Regions from separate parts of the Homo sapiens genome. Here region 1 is linked to region 2. Evidence: read pairs that join two places in POLR2A ChIA-PET (ENCODE). Cell type or tissue: HepG2. All regions are shown on one strand. Links, peaks and the distances in the headings refer to the core of each region. The heading gives the core; the rest is flanking DNA.

Region 1 (5,378 bases), core at 150-5,149, 79 kb before region 2:
TTCTTTATAAACTCTTGCATCTCCCACAAGGCTGGGCTCATGGTAGCTACTCCATACTTCTGTGTTGGTCAGTCAACTGGTTCTTTCATGGATTGAGTCAGATCCCGGTACCGACTGTTAACAACCTTGTCCTTGGGGCACTACGGAGGTGCCGGAAATCATCGTGCTGGTAACTGTCACAGTAGGAGGCACCCTTAGATGGGGGAGTCCACTGGAGTGCAGCTCCTCTTATCCTCCTACTGCACCCTACCTAGATTGGAGCTTCTGCAAGAATGAACCTCTCAGTTACACCACGTTTTATCACTCTAACGTCTTTATGGACCCCAAAAACATCTATCCTATGGAAGTCTCTCCTTTGGAAGACACAGATAACATGTGTCTTGGGTCCCCAGATTCTGGAATAGCTAGCTCCTCAGGAGAAACGGAGCACCCAGAGAGAATCAAATGAGACTCACCCAGACCCCCTGTCCAGTCATATTTCCAGAGATAATGTGACACAGTCTGACTGAATCAGCCTTGATTTCCATCAAGAAGACATGAAGTCCGGGCGCGGTGGCTCACGCCTGTCATCCCAGCACTTTGGGAGGCCGAGGTGAGTGGATCACTTGAGATCAGGAGTTTGAGACCAGCCTGGCCAACATGGTGAAACCTCATTAGCTGGATGTGGTGGCACATGCCTGTAATCTCAGCTACTGGGGAGGCTGAGGCAGGAGAATCACTTGAACCCAGGAGGCGGAGGTTGCAGTGAGCCGAGATCGCACCATTGCACTCCAGCCTGGGCAACAGAGCGAGACCCTGTCTTGGAAAAAAAAAAAAAAAAGGTCGAAGCACGGAGTATGCAGAGAATGTTCTGCAGGGCACAGGATTCAAGGCAGGGGTGGCTGGAAAGACCCTGGACACATCCAGCTTTGAGAGCAAAGTTAAAGAGTTATTTTTTTCTAATAGGCAGTAGGAAGACAAAGCAGTTATCTAATCAGGAAAGGAACATGAACAGATTGATATTTTTACAAAGGTGATGGTTTGGAAAGCATTCCACACCAGGGACCAGCACTGGAGGTGTGACGACCAGCTAGACAGTCTGTTGTGATTTTCCAGGCAAAAGAGGTGATAAGAGCAGTGAAGATGGAGAGGAGAGCAGACTGTTGATATTTAGGATGCAGAATCTGTCACGATGTGGTCCTGAGTGGTACATTGGCAGGTGGTGGGGGCAAATGGGAGCAAGGATGGTAAATGATACCAAAGGCTCTATTTAGGGGTGCCAATGAAAGATAAGGAATAGAGGAGAAGGAAGAGCATGCTTGGATGGGCAGCCAGTGGTTCACTGTTGAGCATGTAAGACACCTAGGCAGCTCCGTGCAGTGGAAAATCCACACGGATGCTCTGAATGAGAGGCAGAGTGTGTGCAGGAGGCCCATGGGTAGAGTGTGCGCAGGAGGCCCATGGGTAGAGTGTGCGCAGGAGGCCCATGGGTAGAGTGTGCGCAGGAGGCCCATGGGTAGAGTGTGCGCAGGAGGCCCATGGGTAGAGTGTGCGCAGGAGGCCCATGGGTAGAGTGTGCGCAGGAGGCCCATGGGTAGAGTGTGCGCAGGAGGCCCATGGGTAGAGTGTGCGCAGGAGGCCCATGGGTAGAGTGTGTGCAGGAGGCCCATGGGTAGGCGGGACCTGCCACTGTGGTTAGGTGAAAGGTAACAGAAAAGCAAGGACTTAACACTGGGGAAAATCAAAATTTGGGGGCTGGGCCTCAGAGGGATGATGAAGGAGGAGAAGCAGGCATGACCAAAGTTCCAGAAGCCAGAGGAGTGGGTTTGAAGGAGAGGCATATAGCAGTGTGCAAAGGGCACACAGTGGGTTGAAAACAGACCCAAGGTAGAAATCTGTTGCATGCGAGCACCCAACATCACTTTTCTTGGTTCTAACACGCTGATTTCAGAAGAGGCGAGTTTATAATCCATTGTGTTTGGATGGATCAGACCCTGGCACCCTCCCTGAGTTCAGAAGTGGTCACGTGATCCTGGTCTGACCCATCTGATGATCACTACTTTCTGGCTAAGTTTAGAATTTCAGGATACTAGCTCACATCTGCAATTCCAGCCTTTGGAAGGCCCAAGGCAGGTGGATAGTTTGAGCCCAGGAGTTCGAGACCAGCCTGGGCAACATGGTGAAACCCCATCTCTACAAAAAGTATAAAAAATTATGGCTGAGTGTGGTAGCTTATGCCTGTAATCCCAGCACTTTGGGAGGCCAAGGTGGGTTGATTCTTTAAGCCCAGGAATTCGAGACCAGCCTGGACCCCATCTCTACTAAAAATATAAAACTTAGCAGGGTACAGTGGCACATGTCCATGGTCTCAGCTACTTGGGAGGCTGAAGTGGGAGAATCATTTGAGGTTGCAGTGAGCTATGATAGCGCCACTGTACTCTAGCCAGGGTGACAGAGTGAGACCCTGTCTCAAAAAAAAAAAAAAAAGTATAAAAATTAGCCAGGCATGGTGGTACCTGCCTGTAGTCCCAACTACTTGGGAGGCTAAGGTGGGAGAATCACCTGAGTCTGGGAGGTTGAGGCTTCAGCGAGCTGTGATTGTGTCGCCACATTCTAGCTTGGGAGACAGAGTAAGACCCTGGCTCAAAAAAAAAAAAAAAAAAATGAATTCAGGGATAAGGCTATAACTCATGACAGGCCAATGAGAGTCCATTCTAGGACTTTTGAAACCACTGGAAAAGAGAAATTTCAATCTATTGGGGTTGCTGTCCTGTGAGATAACAGGGCAGAGCTTCCAGAGAGCAATCTGCCACCTCCTGGGGTTCACTGGCTTGAGAATGAAACCAGCACAGGGGAAGAAAGAGCTGAGAGATAGAAACTCCTTGTTGATATGTTTCCTCCTCTGGATCCAGCTACGCATAGATGTTTGGGCCAACACATTTGCTTTGAAGCTTAAGTCCATTTGATTTGGGTTCTGTCCCTTGTGACCAAAGGAGTCTTGAGCCATGCATGGCCACATAGCTAATAAGGGGCTGCTGGTTGCACAGGCAGCATCTGGAGAAGGCTGGAGTCCAGCCCTGCACTTGCACATCACACAAATTACCACGAGCAGGTCAGTGGTCATGGCCATGGGAAAAAAAACTAGAAACGAGTGAGTTGGCTATGTTTCAATACCTGCTAGCGGAAAAACACAATGATTTCCTTTATGTTTTTCAGGGTTTGAGTCATCCAGGTCAGTCCTGGCTTGGCACATTAACTTATTGTTCCTGCCAAGGGAGATGGTTAAGATGGGAGGGTTGATTTATTTGAGTACACATGTGTCCACATCATCCTGGAAAAAAAGTAAAATGCAGATATGCTTTGCTGGCATGTGTTGTGACCCAAGAGGCCTCTTCTTGGCCTCAAAGACCAAAAGCCACGATGTTAGACATTGTTTCAGTCTTGAACTTGACCAAGCATGGGCAGGCACCTGGTATGATGGTGACATAAGGGCCCTGGGAGAGGAGAGTCCTCTCCCCACACGGTGGACAGGGTAGGAGGATTACTTTCTATTGAATAGTCTGAGACAAGAGTGGTGAGAAGGAGCCAGTTATTTGAAGAACCTAGGAAGGAGAGCAAAGCAGGTGCTAAGGAGGTGTGAGGAATGGTGGGAAGGCTAGTGTGGCTGAAAAGGGGTGAGCGAGGGGGACAGAGAACTGCCCTAATCTCTCCACCCATTTTGAGTCTTGACTGTCTGGTATTCTCTAGCACTTAATATAGTTAATCTCACCTTTTGTGCATTAATCCATCCAGTCATCCATTCCGCAAACATTTATCACACCTGACAGTGTAGGGGGTGCTGTCTTCAATGAAGGGTTCACCAAGCAGAAGGGGCAAGACACATCCCCCGCCACTACCCCCACCAGGCAGAGAAAGGCCTGTGAGCCAAGTCCTGGAAAGAAAAAAGCTCACCATTTAGGTGGGGCCTGTTGGGCAGGGCTTTGAATGCCCAGGGGGCACTCCGCCATGTGGAAAGTGTAGAAAACCTAAATGCAGAACTCCAGGAAATACTGATCTATGGGAAAAAAATTGTACTGAAATCCATGATTCTGGAATAAATCAGATCTAGTCTTATACTATATTCTAATACAGCCAAGTGGTGGCAGGGACTGAAGGTTTAAGAGAAAGCGAGAAGAGAAACACTTAAGATGGAGACTACTCCATTAATTAGCTTCATTTTTTTTTTTCTGACAACCAAGAAAAGTCCATCATTAGTTAATATTAGTGATGCCCAGCTTGGTTCAACTTAGAGCACCTGTTTTCTGCTGAGCGTCATTTGAGATCGGCTGGCATGGGCCAGAGGGAGCTGTTTCAGGGCCTCAATCAGGCAGTGACATGATCAGATTTATGCTTTGGAAAGGTCACTGTGGCTGCAGGATGAGGAGGGAAGAGACGGGTGGTTGTTAGCAGGCTGCTGGGAAAATGTACACGATGAGAACCAGAATTTGGGTAGAGACAGTGGAGATGCAAATTCCCTGAAGGCAAGAGTTTTGCTGTTTCATTCTTTCAGCAGTGCCTGGCAAGAGATAGGCACAGCCACTGGTAGATTTTTAGAAATGCCTACTGTATTGAATTGTCTGGTATTAAAAGCTACGGGACTCCAGACAAAACAAAAGTGTTGCCTCTCTCCAGAGTCTCCCTTCTTGGGAGAGGCATCATAGCTGAAGACAGACCCAGATAGGGAGTTTTCTGTTGTTGGAAATACTCAAGGTTTTGAGGAACTATTTGGGGACACAGAACACACAACTCCTGTTACCCGAACCTGGCCCGAATCTGTCTGTCAGATCTGTGCAGACGAGACATATGTTAGGCCTGGGGGCTTTTGCTGCTTGATAAGCAAACAACCATCTGTCTTTCTATAGGTGGGAGAAAGACCAATGTTAAAAGGTGTCTTTGAGATGGTTTAGCCCCCTCTTCCACATGAGTGTGCACTGCAGACACATCTGGATTCCCAAGGTCCAGAACAAGAAGCTCGGAAACGTGCTTAGATTTCCAAGTGTTCAGTTCTCAATACCATGCCATTCTCTTTGGAGTTTATGATGCCTTCCAGGGAGAGCAGAGCCCACGTGAGCTTTCCAACAGTAAGACTACTGCTGTAATAAATCATATTGCCCATTTGTGGCGCACTTACTCTATGCTGAGGTTGTATAAGGGCTTACATGAGCCCTATCTCATTTAAATTGTTTTCACCAAAGGGTGTGTGTCCCACTGCTGACCTGTTGAGCTAACCATCCCCTCTCAGTACTTGAAAACCTGCACCTGCCCAAGCCATGGCCTGGCTTCAATGGGGCTTCCTCCTGCACTGAATGAGATGACAAGAAAACAATGAAACACTTGTCCCCAAAAGTGACTTATTGGAT
Region 2 (5,378 bases), core at 146-5,145:
GCCCCGGGAGGCAGGATGGGTCCGTGTGCCATGCCCAGGTCAGCAGAACTGGGCTCAAATCCCGACTCTGCCACTTTTGTAGCTTTGAGTCCTGGCGTCAGTCAGCCAGATTCTTCACCTGTGCAAGGGGGACATATGTCCATGAAAGTGCCATGTAAATGGGCAAAAGACGACTCCTTTGCTCACGTGGTAAACCCCACCCTGCAACAGTTGTGCTCGGCAGAAAACCCTCTGTGCCAGGGCACTGCTGGAGCAAGGAGGGGCTCCTACAGGCTCTCTCGGGTGTGCGTGAGCGTGCAGGCCAGTGGGTCTCGTGTTTCCTTATCCACGTAGTATACCACGTGCTCGCTGGCTACTTCCACATTCATGACCAGAGACTCATTCCTGAATTGGGGAAGGAAAAGCCAAGTGCAGATCCGGAGAAACAAAGGTAGCCCCAGATGCTCGGGCCCAGCTTCCTTCCCCATCCCAGTCTGCACCCTGCACCCTCTGCCCTCTCAGCTCGGCTTCCTCCATCCAATCTTCGCTTGGCCCTGAAAATTCCAGGCAGAATAGACACACATGGCTCCTGCCCACTCCTGTGCAAACTCGTGGGCCCCCGAAGGAAGACATGGTATCTTCCTATGGCTGGGAGATGTCGCAGTCCCATTTCCTCCCCATGCTATAAATAAACGACTCACAGACAGCAGTTCTAGGCAGAGGGAATGGTGTCAGGGAACACTGCAGGCCCCCACCTCCCCTCCGTGTGTAGTTTTGTATTCACTCATTCATTCAATGAACATTCATTGTGCTCCTGCTCTGTGTCAGGTGCTGAGAGACGAAGTTGAGGAGAGATGGCCCCTGCCCTCCCAGGGTTCACAGTCCCGCCAGGAGGACAGGTGCTCATCACAGTATTACCCAAAGAAATACACCACAAACTGGGATGACTGCCGTGAAGTATGGGCAGGTGGTGTGATGAGGACATTTTAAAGGGAGGCCTGTCCTTGCTTGGGGAGGGGACCAGGTAGGGAACGCCTCCCTGGAGGTATAGATACATGAGCTGAGAGTGCAAGGATGTGAGTACTCAATGGTGCAGAAGATGGGAGAAATCAGTTCCAGTGCAGGGTGCAGCATGTGCAAAAGCCCAGGCTGGAGTGGGCTGTGACAAGTTACAGAAATGCAAAGGAGGCCACTGCTGCTGAAAAGGAGAGGGGGGCACGGGGATGGGGGAGTGAGATGGGGTGGGAGAGGTGGACACAGGCCTTGCAGGTCACGAGAGAGTGCTGTGTGAATATGACCATTTCCCTGAGGACGCCCCAGTCCTCAGCACGGGGTGGCTGGAATTCCCACAGAGAGCCACAGGCTTACTGGCTTGAGAGTGAGGGAGTGGAATTTGGGCTGTCAGAGCCCAGGGAAGTCCCAGGGATGGGGGGAAGTGAGAATGTCCTGCAAGGCAAGAGACAGAGCACCCTGAAGCTCGGTCTGACTCCTGTTTCTGGTCATGGTAGAGCTGCAGGGGCTGCATTTAACTACTGCTTTAGATGAGTTAGAAAGCCAGACAAATCTATAGAAAGCATTGTTTCAGACACAAGAAACATGCAGCCCCAGAGTGATGCCTGCGAGAAATGGAACAAATGAGATGCGCCTCCAACCAGCCCAGCTCCCTGCCTGGGGAGAGTTTCCAGGTGTGGCCCAGGGAGGAGAAACCCAAGCCAAGCCCAGGCAGGTGGCCTCCATGAGCTCAAGGGACAGAGTTGAACATCCAGGATGGCCAAGGCAGCTGGAGTTTGCTGGACACAGAACTCGGAAGAAGAGAGTGGCACAGAGAGAAAGGAATCCAGAGACGGGCAGGGGGTTCCCCTGAGTCTTCATGGAGTACTGAGTACTCCTCAGCACATGTGAGGAGGACACTACCCCAAGCTAGGGAAGGAACCATCCTAAGGTGCAGAGGGGACAAGGACCACTCACACAGCACCCAAACAGGCCACATTCCCAAGAGGCAGGAGCACAGCAAAGGCTTTGAGGTCTGAACTGCCATATACAACAGCACTCAAGCTCCAGGCTCACCTCTGAGCAGCGCATGCACTGGTCACCTGCAAGTCACACAGCCAAAGCTCTTAAGAGAGAACTAACATCTGAACCACCGCTCATGGGAGAGAAAGAATGTGCAGTGTGAATTTCACTGGATTCATTGCCCGCTAAAGAGGAGGAGGAGGAGGAGGAGGAGGAGGAGGAGGAAGAGTTGGATGATGAGGAGTGGGGGAAGGAGGAGAGAAGGAAGAGGAAGAAGAAGAAGAGAAAGGTAGAAAAGAAGGAGAAATAAATTAGCATTCTCCAGAAGATTTAAACAGGATCCAGTCTTCTAACATACAAAAACTACAAGTCCAGGATGAAAACCCAACATTATTTGACATACCAAGAATCAGGAAAATCTGACCAATTCTTAAGAGAAAATACAATCAAAAGATGCCAATCCTGAGATGACCCTGATGCTGGAATTGTCGGATGAAGACTTCAGAGAAATGATTATAACTATCCTTCACGAAGTAAAACTTAAAAACATTGAAATGGATGGAAAAATAGGAGTTTGACAAAGAAAAACTATAAAAAAGAACCACTAAATGTGATGTGGTATCCTAGAACAAAAAAGGACATTAATGTAAAAACTGGTGAAATCTAAGTGGAATCTGGAGTTTGGTTGGTAGGAACCTACCAATGTTGGCCTGTTGGTTTTGACAAACATTCTATGGTATGTTAATGTAAGATGTCAAAATTAGGGAAAACCGGGTGAGAAGTAAATGGAAATGCTCTGTGTTTTATCTTGGCAACTTTTCCGTAAATGGAAAATTATTACAAAATAAAAAGTCTAAAGAATCAATATGGCAGAAGAAAGAGCCAGTAAACTTGAATATAGATCAATAGAAATTATTCTAACTGAAGAACTGACAGAACAAAAAGATTTCAAAATATGAGTGCCTCAGGGACTTGTTAGACAATATCGAAACATCTAATACTCTTATAATTGGAATCCCTAAGAGAAGACAGATTGGTGGAGATAAATATTTTTTGAAAAGAATGATAGCAGAACCTTTCCAAATATGGGAAAAGACATAAATTTACAGGTTCAAGAAGTTTAGAGCACTCCAAACAGGATGAAATCAAAAAAATGCACACCCAAACACATCATAATCAGATTACTGAAAACCAAAGATAAAGAAAAATCTAAAAAGCAGCCAGAGAAAAAACATACCTACCGCAGTGATAAACAATGACTGAAGATTAACCAGAAAACATGGTTGTCAGAAGACATGGGAACACATCTTTAAAAACATGAAACAAAAGAACTGTCAACTCAGAATTCTACATAGAGCAAAAATTGTCAAGAATGAAAGCAAAAAAAAAAAAAAAAAAAAGACACACTCTGAGGAAGAAGAAAAGACTTAAAGAATCCGGCCAGGTGCGGTGGCTCACGCCTGTAATCCCAGCACTTTGGGAGGCTGAGGTGGGTGGATCACGAGATCAGGAGATCGAGACCATCCTGGTCAACACGGTGAAACCCCGTCTCTACTAAAAATACAAAAAATTAGCCGGGCGTGGTGGCAGGTGCCTGTAGTCCCAGCTACTCGGGAGGCTGAGGCAGGAGAATGGCGTGAACCCAGGAGGCGGAGCTTGCAGAGGGCCGAGATCACGCCACTGCACTCCAGCCTGGGCGACAGAGACTCTGTCTCAAAAAAAAACAAAAAACACCAGTAGACCTACTCTAAAAGAAAGGATGTTGTTCAGACAAAGGAATTACACCGGTATAAGACTTGGAACTTCAGGAATGAAGGAAGAACAACAGAAAAGGTAAATATCTGGTAAATATAATGGGTTACTTTTCTTCTCCAAAGTACCTAAAATGTATATAAGCTATAAAAAGCAAATATTATAACATTATCAAGGGCATTAAATGTATGTAGATTTAATACTTATGACAATTATAACAGAGGAGTTAAAAGTATAACATAAAGAGGGTAAAGTATGACACAGAGAAGGTAAAGATAACCACATAGTTATAAGCCTTCTATATTTTACATGCTACGATGAAATACTAACTCTAAATAGATTATGAAAAGTTAGGTATGTATATAATGCCTAAAGCAGCAACTAAAAAGTAATGCAAAGAGATACAGCAATAAAAGCCAATAAATAAAATAAATAGAATATTAAAAATATTCACATAATTCAAAAGAAGCCAGAAAAAGGAACATAGAAAACAATGAGAAAATAGAAAAATAATAAAATGGTAGACCTAAATGTAACTATATCAATAATGACATTAAATTGAAACAATCTAAATATAGCAATGAAAAAAATTGTCACATTGGATTGAAAAAAAAAAAAAAAACAGGATCCAATCATATGCTACATGATATGGTTTGGCTGTGTCCCCACCAAAATCTCATCTTGAATTCCCAGATGTTATGGGAGCAACCCAGTGGGACGTAATTGAATCATGGGGGCAGGCCTTTCCTGCGCTATTCTCATGATAGTGAATTACTCTCATGAGATCTGATGGTTTTGAGAAACAGGAGTCTCCCTACACAAGCTCTCTCTTTGCCTGCTGCCATCCATGTAAGACATGATTTGCTCCTCCTTGCCTTGTGCCATGACTGTGAGGCTTTCCCAGCCATGTGGAACTGTAAGTCCAATTAAACTTCTTTCTTTTGTAAATTGCCCAGTCTCAGATATGTCTTTATCAGCCACATGAAAACAGACTAATACACTATATATAAGAAATACACTTTAAATATAATTGTATAGACTGGAAATTAGTAAACTATGGCTCAGAGGGCAAATGCAGCCCATGGCCTGTTTTTAAGAATGGTTTTTACATTTCTTAAGGGTCGTGAAGAAGAAAAGGAGGGGAAGAAAGAGGTAATAGAAACCATATATAGCCACAAAACCTAAAATATTTACTATTAATAACTGGCCCTTTGCAGAAAAACGTTTGCTGGCCCCTCAATTGATAGATTAAAAGTAAAAGGATAAAAATGATATACCAAGCAAATACTCATCAAAACAAAGCAGAAGTGGCTATGTTACTATCAGATAAATAAGACTTCAGAGCAACAAAAAATTACCAGGTACAAATAGGGGTGTTACATAATAATAAAATAATCAATTCACCAAGAAGATGTAACAGTCCTAAACAGTAGATTCCCCAATGACAGAACTTCAAACGATATGACACAAAAACTGATAGAACTAAAAGAAGAAATCCACAGTTATGTTTGGAGACTTCATCACTTCTTTCTCAGTATAGAATACATAGATGGAAATTCAGCACAAATTTAGAAGACCTGAATAACACTGTCAACTTGACCTAACTGATGTTTATCAGCCACTTCAGCCAACAG

What was found. ChIA-PET counts read pairs that join two places held together with the same protein. Peaks named below come from ENCODE experiments on the same cell type or tissue, not always from the same donor. Only the 100,000 strongest peaks of a DNase experiment are listed, where the experiment ranks them.
Region 1: POLR2A ChIA-PET joins it to region 2 with 6 read pairs; 3 of 35 experiments call an interaction of 5 or more read pairs at or near these places.

Annotation. Positions count from the first base shown.
Region 1 is chr20:58,642,529-58,647,906 of GRCh38, forward strand. The region is part of intron 1 of LOC107985410 (a long non-coding RNA gene); the gene reads right to left. Among named protein-coding and RNA genes, the nearest start is that of STX16-NPEPL1, 6.0 kb to the right of the region's middle. RefSeq lists a silencer at 4,965-5,259. In HepG2, for the core only: a CTCF peak has its summit at 5,142; DNase peaks (open chromatin) are centred at 3,133 and 5,122; H3K27me3 peaks cover 625 bases.
Region 2 is chr20:58,721,766-58,727,143 of GRCh38, forward strand. No RefSeq gene overlaps it. Among named protein-coding and RNA genes, the nearest start is that of NPEPL1, 32 kb to the left of the region's middle. In HepG2, for the core only: no CTCF peak of the experiment used is centred there; no DNase peak of the experiment used is centred there; H3K27me3 peaks cover 3,025 bases.